2 separate regions of the Homo sapiens genome follow, and region 1 is linked to region 2. A link is an interaction called in ENCODE POLR2A ChIA-PET data of the cell type or tissue named here. Cell type or tissue: PC-9. All regions are shown on one strand.

Region 1 (2,500 bases), 230 kb after region 2:
TTTTTTTTTTTCACTGAGCAGAGTTAGCCAATATGCTAAGCACATTTATTATTTATTTATTTTTATTTTTATTATTTTTTATTTTCTTTAAGTTCTGGGACGGAACGTGCAGGTTTGTTACATAGGTATACACGTGCCATGGAGGTTTGCTGCACCCATCAACCCATCATCAACCACATGCATTAGGTATTTGCCCTCCCTCCCCTTGCCCCCCAGCCCCCTAACTGTCATACTTTTGAAATACAATTTCAATTAAAATGATATTTCGAGATACCTGCAGCAAATTTAATGTGATATGAAAACATATGCAAATTTTTATTGTAGATCAAAGTATGATCAGTATTACTGATGCTACTTTGGTTTGTTGCATAGTCATAATTAAAGGAAATATTAAATTTTTGTTATAAGTTAGTAAAAAATGACACTTTTTTCCCATCTAAGTTTAACACCCCACTCCCCCAGTTATTTATCCATGGGGTCTTTTGGGAATTCTTGGACACCAGATTAAAAACCCCTGCAATACAGGATCCAAGATAAAAGGCATAATAATCAGTCATAAGCATCATTTTTTCCTAAATCTATCCTCAAAGGACATAGCAATAATAATTATCAACCATTATCATAATAACAGCAACAATTTCTTGAGTCCCTTCAGTATGTCACTTATTGTAATTAGTTTTACACATACTATTCCACTGAAATCTCTCAGCAGCCCTAGAAGGTATTACTTCTCTCTATTTTATAGACTCAAAGCTCAGTGAGGTTAAGTAATCTGTCCAAGGCCACATCTTTAGCAAATGAAAAACACTGTAGCAAAAAAAAAAACAACACTGATTTAACTCCAAGTTGGTGTAACATGAACACGGTGTTTTCCCTGCTCCTCTCCTCTGCCTCATCTACCTGCTCTGCCACCAGGGCCCAGGGGCTAGAGTCTTCCTCCTATCCTACACTGGCACTCAGATACTCCACCCACCTAATGGGGACTTTGACAGGCCCCTGAGAGCCTTAGTCATCCCTATCCTAGAGCCTAAGTTTGAGTGACTCAACATTTCCCCTTGTTTGTGAATCTTTTAATAGTAGACATTGTCATCACCTGAAGGAAATAGCTTACACAAATTACCTTACACCCTCCTTAAGTTCTGTTTATAGCCTACGCTCCTGGTTTGTAATATTCTAGGCCTTTCAATTTGGCTGGAAACTCCCTCAGGGGTTGTACTAAAACAGCTCATTCTTACCTGACAACATTAAAACAATAAAAATTACTGTAGAATCTGAATCACTTGAATAGTACACGTGGCCTCTGAGTGTCAATTTACCATAGTGACCAAATTTACAAATACATTCCTACATAAAGGAAATCTCATGCACTGAAATCTCAGACAATTGATAGAATGCTACCTTTACCACAGTATGAGTTTCTTGTATGTGTGTGAGATCTTTTTCATTGTTTTCTCTGATGCTTACCCATGGTGAGAACAGGTATGGGATTTGATGCAACTTTTCAGAAAAGCCATTTGGTGATCTGTGTCTACAATATATAAAGCCTACACATCCTTTAGCCAAGTATTTTTACTTGTAGAAATTTATTTTAAGAAAATCATCAAGGATGTTCACAATAGTTCAGTTTCCAGTAATAATTATGGGAGTATTGTTTGTAACACCAGGAAAAATGGCAAGAGCCTAAATCTCTGATAACAAGGAATTGGTTTGATAAATGTAGTCAGTGGCTGTTAAATCAGGGTAAATGTATGAACCGCACAACATTACATGAAAGAGAAAGTTTCGAAAATATAGAAAAGAAGGGTTCTATGTCTTTCTCTACTAGGTATATGTATATTATAAATACCCTTTAAATATATTACTGAAAAGGAATTTCAATCAGATTCAATGTGATTTTTGTCTTGATTCATTTCGCTTATCTATACTTTCTGAAATTTCTACCATAAGCACATATTACTTTTAGAAATAAAACAAAAATGAGATGAGAAGAAAGATTCAGTCCTAAAATAATTCAGGGAGGAGCCCGCAGTCTTTAAGGGAAACTCCCCAGGTATGTAAGAAAACCATTGTTCTTGTGCTTGGACAGAGGAGTCATCCTACAGTAAATACAGGGGAATAATTATGCCTGCAATTAGGTGAAGGGATGGGCCAGGTGAGGCTGGCAGTAACCATAGGCTAAAAATATAATGGGGAGCCTATAATTTCAATTGCATGTTTGGGAAATGTTAAGTGCACAGTTTCTTCTTAGACAAGCCACCAAGTAAGATTTTTACAAATATCAACCATGTATCTGTTTTCTGTATTTTAAAACGAAATGGCATACCTTTACTTTGAACATTGGCTTTTTATCAGGGCTTTGTGTACTACAGCTTGGATTTTCCTTATTTTAATTTTCTCTGCTCACTGCAACCTCTGCCTCCTGAGTTCAAGCGAGTCTCCTGTCTCAGCCTCCCAAGTGGCTGGGATTACAGGCTTATGCCACCATGCCTGGCTAATTTTT
Region 2 (2,500 bases):
TGAGGAAGCTGTCAGGCTCCTCTTTTCCCTTTTGGCCCTGTGACTTTATTAGCTTAACTAATACTTCATAGTGTTTGCTATGTACCAGGCACTTTACATATATTAACTCAATTATATTCCCATCGGGGACTGTGTTACAGGTAGAATCTTAATTAAAGCTACTGCTACTGATTCTTAATAATGGCATTACTTGAAGAGATTATTATTAATAGGCCCTTGCCCCATTTGATTACACTGTGTGATATACAGTTGTCCCTTGGTGTCCGGAAAGGATTGGTTCCAGGACCCTGGAAGATACAAAAATTTGACGACGCTCAAGTCCTTTATAGACAATGTCATCATATTTGCATAAAGCCTATACACATCCTCTCTTATACTTTAAATCATCTCTAGATTTACTTATAATACCTGATAAAATGTAAATGCAATGTAAATAGTTGTTATACTGTATCATTGTATTGTTTTTTATTTGTATTCATTTTTACAAATTGTTGTACTATCATTATTTATTTTGAATATTTTCAGGCCAATGTTGGTTGAATCCCAGGATGTGAAACAGGTGAAGATGAAGGGCCCATTATATACCTTGTCGCTATTTAAAGATGTCTCAAACTCTTGGAATTTTGATGTTTTTGAACATGTAACTTAATGGATCCTCCTTCATATTATTGTAGTTTCTCTTAATACTAAAGTAGATATTATTGCCTTGGTGTATTTTACTTTTAAGTTTAAAAAATTTTTGATTTAATGATACTCTTGAGGATTTTAGTTTGGGATATTACCACTGTCAAAGCTGGCAGGTTCTTCACTTGATTAAGTCTTATTTCCACTCAACACCATTTAAGTAGTTTGAGACTGGTTATAATGAGCATTGGTACAGGACTGGCCCCTCTTTTCAGTCAAGGTCAGTTGGCAACAGCTATACACTGTTTCTTTATTTTGGAAAGGTTTTGCTTGCGCAAAGACTTACTCTTTTAACCAAATCCTGCTTTTCATCTGTTTTTGATGGCAACAGACCATATTTCCCAGCCATTTGCAAACAGTGCCTGTCTGGCGGGATTTCCTGGACACAGCCCTTGACAACCATTACTGGCCAACTTTTGAACTTCAGTGTTTAACCTGGTTATTTGTTCTGTGTTTTCTGCCATGGGCCATGGGAACCATAAGCTTATCCTTTTGAGACTAGCAGAAGGTCCAAGAACAATCCATTTGCTAATTGGACCCATTGCTTTCCCCAGCCCATTAACCTTCATGAATCAAATCTTCCTTCCAATATCCAGCTATTCATCTACAAGTCAGTACTATGCAGAGTGATACTTTCTAACCAAGGTGCCTATGGTAGACCTTGGTCATTGCCATTTTGGAATCTTTACCTTATGGACTGATATAATCCAAACATGTCAGTGTGTCATAAAAATTGGTTGGCCAATTAAAGATAATTTGATAGTGCAAATATCATTAAAATTGTTCTTATGTACAAATAATAATTTAAAAATCCATATATAATGACTTACAAGTAATAAGGCCGTACTTTTTTCACTCTAAAAAAAATAAGCAAATGATAAAACATTCATGCTCTTTGACCCAGTGGTACTGATTCTGGGGCTCTAGCCTAAAGAAATAACTCAAAACATTGAGAAAAGCTTATGCTTATGGATGTTTGTTGAAGCATTATTTGTAATGAATAAAGAAAAATATAAATATCTAACAGTAAGGAATTGTTAATTAAATTATGATGTTGATGAAAGTTTTTAACGGCATTTGAATATTGTTATGATGTTAAATGAAAAAAAAATGGAATACAGCATTTTCCACAATATGGTCACAGCCATGGAAAAAACATGCATTAGAAAAAAGACAGAAACCAGCCAGGCACAGTGGCTCACGCCTGTAATCCAAGCAATTTGGGAGACACTAGGAGACACTAGAAAGAAGATTAAAGAAAATTTCAAGAGTGCTTGGCTTGAGTGCCAGTCAGACTTGGGTCCAAATTCCTACTCTTTTACTTATGAGCTATGTAGCTTCAGGCAAGTCTTTTAAACTTTTGAGCCTCAGTTTCCTCATTTATAAGATGGGGATAATAATTTTTCCAGGATTATTGTGAGTATTAAATGAGATAATGATACAAGTAAAATTCTTGATAATCTATAGGCAACCAACAGCTGGATGGTGGCAAGTACTAATTCGTAGCTTCAAGATGTTCTCAGTTGTATTCTTGACTTTGGCATTCTTCTGTTACGTTTGCACTGATTTTTGACATGCTGCTAGGAGACAGGTAATGTGAAGGATCTATTGGGGGGTTTGCCTTTACGGCTTTTCTGGTACATTGTAGGTCAAACACCAACACCTGTGTTAGGCCCTGTCACATATTCAGGGACCTTCACTGTTCACCTGAGCTTAACCAACAACACTCACCTGCAGGCATGCACTTGAGTACAGATGCTGCTTGTTTTGAGTGAAGCAGATACAGAAAATCTTTAACTACAATCCCATTTATAAA

What was found. ChIA-PET counts read pairs that join two places held together with the same protein. Peaks named below come from ENCODE experiments on the same cell type or tissue, not always from the same donor. Only the 100,000 strongest peaks of a DNase experiment are listed, where the experiment ranks them.
Region 1: POLR2A ChIA-PET joins it to region 2 with 6 read pairs; 3 of 35 experiments call an interaction of 5 or more read pairs at or near these places.

What each region holds. Positions count from the first base shown.
Region 1 is chr3:149,365,782-149,368,281 of GRCh38, reverse strand. No RefSeq gene overlaps it. Among named protein-coding and RNA genes, the nearest start is that of TM4SF1, 11 kb to the left of the region's middle. In PC-9, no CTCF peak of the experiment used is centred here; DNase peaks (open chromatin) are centred at 1,101 and 2,081; H3K4me3 peaks cover 419 bases; H3K27ac peaks cover 2,500 bases.
Region 2 is chr3:149,597,949-149,600,448 of GRCh38, reverse strand. The region is part of intron 2 of WWTR1 (WW domain containing transcription regulator 1); the gene reads left to right. Among named protein-coding and RNA genes, the nearest start is that of WWTR1-IT1, 53 kb to the left of the region's middle. In PC-9, no CTCF peak of the experiment used is centred here; no DNase peak of the experiment used is centred here.